Regions from separate parts of the Homo sapiens genome. Here region 2 is linked to region 1. Evidence: chromatin loops called from intact Hi-C (ENCODE). Cell type or tissue: Calu3. All regions are shown on one strand. Links, peaks and the distances in the headings refer to the core of each region. The heading gives the core; the rest is flanking DNA.

Region 1 (4,399 bases), core at 318-4,317:
CCCGGGTTCAAGCGATTCTCCTGCCTCAGTCTCTCAAGTAGCTGGGATTACAGGCATGGGCCATCACACCCAGCTAAGTTTTGTATTTTTGGTAGAGACAGGGATTCTCCATGTTGGCCAGGCTGGTGTTGAACTCCTCACATCAAGTGATCCGCCCGGCTAATTTTTGTATTTTTAGGTAGAGACGGGGTTTCACCATTTTGGCCATGCTGGTCTGGAACTCCTGACCTCAGGTGATCCGCCCAGATGGGCCAGGCGCGGTGGCTCACCCCTGTAGTCCCAGGTACTTGGGAGGCTGAGGCAGGAGAATTGCTTGAACCCGGTGGGTGGAGGTTGCAGTGAGCCGAGATCGCGCCACTGCACTCCAGCCTGGGTGTGACAGAGTGAGACTCCATCTCAAAAAAAAAAAGCATAGGCTGGGTGTGGTAGCTCACGCCTATAATCCCAGCACTTTGGGAGGCCGAGGTGAGTGGATCACCTGAGCTTAGGCATTCAAGACCAGCCCGGGCAACATGGCAAAAACCCATCTTTACTAAAAATAAAAAAATAAAAAAAATAGATGGGCATGGTAGCACTTGCCTGAAGTCCCAGCTACTCAGGAGGCTGCAGTGGGAGGATCGCTTGAGCCCAGGAGGTGGAGGCTGCAGTGAGCTGAGATCACACCACTGCACTTGAGCCTGGGTGACACAGTAAGACCCTGTCTGAAAAAAAAAAAAAAAAAAAAGATACTATACTTTGCCAAGAATAAAGTGTTATAAATGTGCTCTGTGCACACTAAGCACAACAGCTGTGATGAAGACCAAGTAGAGACAAACTGAAGGTTCATCAGCCTATGCCCAAAATTTTCCATCTCTGTACCACTTAGGTTTTAGCAATTGGAGAATTCTTGCTATACTTCCTTGAAATATAAGCACCCAAATATTTTCATAGAACATTCCTAGTCACTGTAGTATGGGAGTAGTAAGAAAAGGAAGTTTGAAATAGAAAAAAAAGCAGCAAACAATAGCATGAAGTAGAAACTTGACCTGTCCCTTAATGGTTTCTGCAATGACGTTTTTGGCAGAAGCTTCCAATTCTCCGTTGAACTGGTCACCCAACATCCGAAGGCGACCAGCAATGATAGCCACATCAAAAGAACAAGGCTCTCCTATGACAGAGGGAACACATTTGTTACAATGCTTGAAGCAATGGCAAGTCCCAGGAATCTGGGCAATGAGAAAAATTTGTCTTGTCTTTTAAATAATTTTCATATCATGATCTCCCAAGAGCTTAAATGTTCTGTCAACACCAATAGTCAGAAAGTTTCCCTTCATTGAGAACCTCTTTCGCTTTAGGTGTTACTGAAAGCTTAGAGTTTGCCTTTTGAAACTTAAAGGAAATAAATAAAATATACTGTTTTTTTTTTTTTGAGACCGAGTCTCTGTCGCCCAGACTGGAGTGCAGTGGCGTGATCTCAGCTCACTGCAACCTCCGCCTCCCAGGTTCAAGCAATTCTCATGCCTCAGTCTCCCATGTAGCTGGGACTGCAGGCATGAGCCACCACACCTGGCTAATTTTTCTACTTTTAGTAGAGATGGGGTTTCACCACGTTGGCCAGGCGGATCTCAAACCCCTGACTTCAGGTGATCCACCCACCTTGGCCTCCCAAAGTGCTGGGATTACGGGAATCAGTCACTGCGCCCGGCTGAAAACATACTCTTATTGACCTGCAATCACCGCCTAGGGCAGGAACCTTACCTGAATCTACTTCATCTACACAGCATAGGTTCCGGCTGGCAACCTGCAATGTTGGGCTCAAGAAGTCCATGAGTAGAGTGTTCACAATGCATTCCGTTTGTTCCTCAAAAGTTTGGGAGCTCTTCATTTTAGATGTTTGCTGTCAAGTTTTGCTTTTCCACGAAACAAGCAGTTTTCAGCCCAGCAGGAAGTTAAAAACACTGGTAAATCAACAAATGTTTCTACCTCTTGTAGTTTCCTGACATGTAATCCTGGAACTTTTCCCACTAGCTTTCTTCAAACACAGCTGCTCAGAAAGGTGGGACTTCTCAGAAGGATTACCTACTTGGAACTGGGGAGACTTTAAAGACTTTAGGTTCTCTATCTCAGACCACACCCTAACCACATAAAATTAATGCTTAACTTTTATCGTTAGGTAGCCAACCTAGAACTGAAATAGAGTTCAGGAAGAGCCTCTGGAGTAATTTTATTAAGAAATACTTCCTCGACTTCTTAGGTCCTGCACATGGTATAATTTGAAGGAAGGTTTTGAAGTTACAGTGGACCAGCGTTCAACTTCTGTTTATGGAATTTATTTGCCATAATCATATAATAATTACTTACTGAACAAGGAACTATAGTTGGCACTACAAGTAACATAGAAAAATGATACAGGCACAGTTACTGTGCTCATGAAGCTTACACTTCAGCAGAAATGACAGATATTAAATGAGTAATCGCATTGTTATTTGTGCTATTGAGATCAGTGCACTTTGATCAGTGAAGTGTAACAGGGAATCAAGCCTTTGATCAGTTTAATAGGGAAACAAACCTAGGGGACTGGGAAGGCTTCCTTAAAATAGTACCATCTGACATGAGCTCTGAGGAATAAGTAGGCATTCATTATGCAAAAAGGAGGCATAACACTATTCTAGGCGGAGAGGTAGCAGATATAAAGTCTGGGAAGGTTAAAAAAAAACAACTTGGAATTATAAATGGGGACAACAGAAAATATTTCATAGATAAATTATGAGGATTAAATAAGATAACATGCGGAATGGCCTAGCACTGTTTGGCATACAATAAATGTTAAATGTCCTCCTTTTAGCCCAAGACATAATGACCAGGAGGAAAGAGATCTGAGATTCTCTGTCTAGCAAAAGGATTTTCCTAACAGGGTTGGACTCCATCATTGTTTTAAGAGATCTCATGATTGGACACTTATCTGTAGTGGTTGCCTTCTTAACGTAGCTAAACCTAGATTTTGGGTCTGGGTCTCAGAAGCAGCCATCAAACCTATCAGCAAACTTACCACTCAACCTGTCTGACCTGGTGAAGTTATTAATATTAACAGCTCCAACTAATAAAAGAGTCAAGCATAGGCCGGGCATGGTGGCTCATACCTGTAATCCCAGCACTTTTGGGAGGCTGAGGCGGGCAGATAACCGGAGGTCAGGAGTTCACGACCAGCCTGGCCAACATGGCAAAACCCATCTCTACTAAAAAATACAAAAATGAACTGGGCGTGGTGGTGCATGCCTGTAATCCCAGCTACTAAGGAGGCTGAGGCATGAGAATCGCTTGAACCTGGGAGGCGGAGGTTGCGATGAGTCGATATTACGCCACTGCACTCCAGCCTGGGTGACAGAGCAAGACTCTGTCTCCAAAAAAAAAAAAAACAAAAAAAGATTCAAGCATAAACAGTAAGTCAGTTGTTCAGAATGGAATTTCTATCTTGCAAAATATCAAAGCCAATCTTGTGTTTTCTGTTCCATTCTAAAACACATACAACCACTGCACACCTATTAAAATGGCCAAAATCCAGAACACTGGCAAAACCAAATGCTGGTGAGGATGTGGGTCAGGAACTGTCATTCATTGCTGGTAGGAATGCAAAATGGTACAGCCACTTTGGAAGAGTTTAGCAGTTTCTCACAAAACTAAACATCCTCTTACCATATGATTTAGCAATTATACTCCTTGGTATCTACCCAAAGGAGCTGAAAACTTATCTACACAAAAACTTGCACATGGTTGTTTATAGCAGCTTTATTCATAACTGCCCAAACTTGGAAGCAACCAATATGTCCTTCAGTAGGTAAATGAATAAATAAACTGTGATACATACAGACAATAGACATTATTTAGTGCTAAAAAGAAATGAGCTGGCTGGGCGCGGTGGCTCACGCCTGTAATTCCAGCTACTCAGGAGGCTGAGGCAGGAGAATTGCTTGAACCTGGGAGGCGGAGTTTGCAGTGAGCTGAGAGGGCACCATGGCACTCCAACCTGGGTGACAGAGCAAGACTGTGTCTCAAAAAAAAAGATCAGGCCATGAAAAGATGAGGAGGAATTTGGGTGGTAATTGGACTTTGGGTAATAATTGATGAGGTAAGTTCATCAGTTACAACAAATTGTACCACTTTGATTGAGGATGTTGATAACAGAGAAGACTATGCTTGTGTTGGGGCAGAGGGTATATGGGAAATCTCTGTACCTTTGTTTCAATTTTGCTTTGAACCTAAAACTGCTCTTAAAAAGTCTTAATTTTTAAAAATGATCATAAATTGCTTTTGGAGTAAGAACACAAATTATGTTCCCATGTAGCTAAAGTGCTATTTTCATTTGTCATTATCTGTCGCTCATTCTCTCTAGAGGCAAAAGGGCTGAAACCTCATTATTACT
Region 2 (4,399 bases), core at 192-4,191, 50 kb before region 1:
ACTATATAATAAAACATTATAAAGTGCTTTGACGTGTAAAAGGTTCAGTTATACATTAGGTAAAATCATAAAGATTTCAGTATCTCTTCATTCTATACAAAATTCAAGAATATGGGTATTTTTCCATTTTACAAAACAACAGTATAGGATAGTCTTCTGTATTTCTATACAAACATTCAGTTTTTATTAAACATTTTAAATGGTATTACAAGAAACTGCCACCAGATGGCACATGACGATATTGTTACAATCCCTGAAAATAAGGGTATGTTTTTATTAATTAATTTTTTTTTGAGACGGAGTCTCGCTCTGTTTTTTAATGATGCAGATGCTCAGAGAAGTTTAAGGTATAAGAAAAGAAAATACATTTAAATGTTTAAAAATGTATAAAATAATCTAATCACAGAAGGAACATCTTAGATCCAGATAAGATATTTTTGCAACAAAGCTACAAATGATCTACACAACTATTTATTAAGAAACTCTACAATAAATAATGTTATAGAGCAAAAGTTTTCTCCACCTCCTATCTATGTAGAATGTGCTTTACAAATTATTTGATGATATACCTAAGGGAGTTAAACTTGTTCATTGCTTTCCCTCATCATCTTCCACATCAAATTATTGTCATCATCTCTAACAGGGTGCTCATTTCTACTTTCAAACTAATCAGTAAAACAGAACAATATGCATTATATGCAAAAATACAGAATTATAAAAGAGACAAAACATGAAAGTAAAGGTATACATATGATAAAATTTTTACACAAAATACTAAACATGTATTGTCATCTACGAGATTACTACAAAAGAGCAAGAAATCAGGTTCTCCCCTTCCAAATCCTGCAGGAAGATAATTCAATTTTTAGCAATATGTTCAACTCATTTTAGCCACATAATTGTGCAACAAAAAATCTGGGTGCTATTGATCAAATTTTTTTCTGCTCTTCCTTTGGAAGCTGCTTCTATATGTTAAGAGTAAATTCTGAAGCTAGGTGTGGTGGCTTGCACCTGTAATCCCAGCACTTTGGGAGGCCAAGGTGGGAGGATTGCTTGAGGCCAGATTTTCAAGACCAGGCTGGGCAACATAGCAAGACCCCATTTCTAAAAAAAAAAAAAATTAGCCAGGCATGGTGGCGTGTCCCTGTGGTCCCAGCTACTTGGGAGGCTGAGGTGGGAGGATTGGTTGAGCCCAGGACATCAAGGCTGCAATGAGCAATGTCCACACCACTGCACTCCAGCATGGGCAACATAGTGAGATTCTGTTTCAAAAAATATTTTTAAAAAACAGTATATTGTGAGCCTTTGATATACATTTCTAGAAATGAGGCGTGCCTTCTTTAGAAGCACTCCTGCTGGTACAGATCCTGTACCAGATCTTGATTGCCTCCATTGTTGCCTGTTTCATGGAATATTATGTTTGATGTTGCTATTTTCAACTTATTACAGCATTAAAACACTCCTGGAATGTATTTATTTGAGGAGTAGCAGGAAGAAGAAAGAGAAGGAAGCAGGCTAGGCGTGGTGGCTCATGCCTGTAATCTCAGCACTTTGGGAGGCCGAGGCAGGCAGATCACGAAGTCAAGAGATCAAGACCATCCTGGCCAACATGGTGAAACTCCATCTCTGCTAAAAATACAAAAATTAGCCGGGCGTGGTGGCGCGCGCCTGTAATCCCAGCTACTCAGGAGGCTGAGGCAGGAGAATTGCTTGAACTCTGGAGGCGGAAGTTGCATTGAGCCAAGATTGCACCACTGCACTCCAGCCTGGGTGACAGAGCGAGACTCCATCTCAAAAAAAAAAAAGAAAAAAAAGAGAAAAAAGAAAGAAAGAGAAGAAGCAGAGGAGAAGAGGGAAGAGGAGAAGAAACCAACTATTCTATAGAAACAAAATGAAATCTAAAATTCTATGCAAACTTTAAAAAATAACTTACCTAGTACAGCTGACTCCTGGTTCAATAGTGAGGAAATATTGGTTGGAGAATTCAGTGATAAAGAATCATGTGAATTGTAATAAGAGAAGAGGGATGTAGAGGATGTTGGCAACAGAGAAGAAGGAAAAACAGTTCCATCTTGCTTCTCAGGTAAATCAAGAGACATCTTAGAACTGGTACCACTTGGAGGCCATGATGAAAAATAAGGATTTTCCACTAAAGGTATGTAAGAATATACACCAAGAGCACTAGAGTCATGGTGCTTTACATTAGAGGCATTACGTATTTGGTGTTTAGAGTCATATGGCAGTGAATAATTCAGTTCTGCTGAAGAAACATGCATTACTTTTTGAGCCTGCATCTCTACAAAACAAGAATCATGTGGTTGAGATTCCAAATAAGAAAAGTTTTCCTTGCTGTCCACCTCCTTGGTTTCTCTCTGCTGTATCAATTCAAAAGGAGTTGATTTGGTCCGTGTTATTGGCACCTTTGAATTAAAATATCTTCCTGCTGCATTTACAGGTTTAGAATTAGAACATCCCTCAAACAAAAGAGAGCCCAAATCCAAACTTTGATGCTTCTGAAGAGGCTCCCCAACTATTGGAAATGCCTTTGTCTGCCATTTCATGGTTGTGTCAGCATTTTTGTCAAAACTGTAATTTAGCTCCAGAAAGTCAAAAGAAGTGCTTGATTTAGCAGGGTGCAAAACTAGCTCTTCTTTTGCACTTATTTCAGAAGTCCTAAAGTCAAAGGAAGAAGATTCTTTGATTTCCATTTTTGTCCTTTGTTGGTTCATCATTTTTGCTGCTTTTGTGGTACTAAAACAAAAAGAAAGCGTAATGATGACACCATACCCCAAACAGGCCGCTTCCTAGCATCACAATGATGTATAAGCATGAGATTCATCTCCCAGACACAATTAGTCAACATTTAGATATATAAAATTGTACTCACCTTTTTGGTAAATTAGGAGAATAAGAGTCTGCTTGGAGAGTGTGATTTTTCTCAGGAATACAATGCTTTGCTTGACTCTTTAAAAGAAATAAGTCAGAGGCTGGTTTTCAGTGAAGCAATGTCAATAAGATATTTTAATATTTAGAAGGCTGAAAAGTAATTTTTCAGGAAATAAAAAGATTTAAAATAATTCATGAAAGAGTTAGATTAGCTTCCAAAATATTGAACTCAGCAAGAACTCGTTCATATACTGAGATGGCCAGAATAAAGGATTAATAGTATTATAGAAACTAGAAAGGATTTGTGTATATCATCATCTTTTCAAATGTGGGAGTTTTAAAAATGTTCTTTGGTGGGTAACTTTAGTCTCAAAAACACTCTGCCTTTAGAAATTTCAGCATCTCAGCCCTTTACAGGTACTTATTAGGTCTCTGGACCTATTTCATCTTGTTCTACTCTTTTCCTCCTCACTATGCTCTAGGTATACTGGTTTTCTTGCCATTACTTTAGCATGCCAAACTTATTTCCAAGTCAAGGCTTTTACACTTACTATTCCCCCTGATTAATATATTTTTGCTCCAAATTTTGCATGGCTGGCTCCTTCTAAGTAATTAGATCTCTGCTTAACTGTCATCTGCATAAGGAAACCTTCCCTGACCACCCAACCTAAAATCACATTTCTTCCCCTGTCCAGCCATGCTCAATCTTCTTCTTTTTTAAGAGACAGGGCCTCGCTGTATTGCCCAGTCTGGCCTCAAACTTCTGGGCTCAAGCAGTCCTCCTACCTCAGCCTCCCAAGTAGCTGGGACACTACAGGTGTGTACCACAGTGCCTGGCCTCAATCTTTTTTTTTTTTTTTGAATTAAGTTAGGGTCTTATTCTGTTACCCAGGCTGGAGTGCAGTGGCACAAACATGGCTCACTGCGGTGTTGACCTCCTGGGTTCAAGTCCTCCTCTCACCTCAGCTTCCCAATCCTTATTTTTTATAGCAATTATCATATTATGAAATATGTTATTGTGGTTCATAGAATCTTAAAATATAATTGATTATAAAATATATCTTCATTTCAGAGATGTTAAAATCCATTTTGAACATCTCAGTTGATGCAGAAAAAGCGTTTGACAAAATTCATGTTAAAATCACTTAACAAAATAGGAATATAAGGAAATGTTCTCAACATGATAGAGGCCATATATGAAAACCCATAACTAACATCATATTCATACATGAAAGACTTAAACTTTCCCCTAAGATCAAAAACAAGACAAGAATGCCAACTTTTACCACTTCTATTCAACATAGTACTAAAGTTCTAGCCAAAGTAATTTTTTTAATTAATTTTGTTCTTAGGCAAGAAAAAAAAAAGCATTCAAATTGGAAAAAAAGGCTGCGCACAGTGGCTCACGCCTGTAATCCCAGCACTTTGGGAGGCCAAGGTGAGTGGATCCCTTGAGGTCAGGAGTTTGAAACCAGCCTGGCCAACATGGTGAAAGCCCGTCTCTATTAAAAAT

What was found. Hi-C counts contacts between places; a loop is a spot of excess contacts. Peaks named below come from ENCODE experiments on the same cell type or tissue, not always from the same donor. Only the 100,000 strongest peaks of a DNase experiment are listed, where the experiment ranks them.
Region 2: it touches region 1 in a loop (4-fold over the local background); 20 of 110 quality-filtered maps call a loop at or near these places.

The regions. Positions count from the first base shown.
Region 1 is chr1:113,885,512-113,889,910 of GRCh38, forward strand. It overlaps BCL2L15 (BCL2 like 15), which reads right to left and starts at 2,070. Exons shown (of 4, transcript NM_001010922.3): 1 at 1,738-2,070; 2 at 1,026-1,147. The coding sequence starts at 1,864. All of the region lies in intron 3 of AP4B1-AS1 (AP4B1 antisense RNA 1), which reads left to right. In Calu3, for the core only: no CTCF peak of the experiment used is centred there; no DNase peak of the experiment used is centred there.
Region 2 is chr1:113,835,657-113,840,055 of GRCh38, forward strand. PTPN22 (protein tyrosine phosphatase non-receptor type 22) reads right to left here. Exons shown (of 21, transcript NM_015967.8): 12 at 2,888-2,964; 13 at 1,934-2,751. All of the region lies in intron 3 of AP4B1-AS1 (AP4B1 antisense RNA 1), which reads left to right. Among named protein-coding and RNA genes, the nearest start is that of AP4B1-AS1, 25 kb to the left of the region's middle. In Calu3, for the core only: no CTCF peak of the experiment used is centred there; no DNase peak of the experiment used is centred there.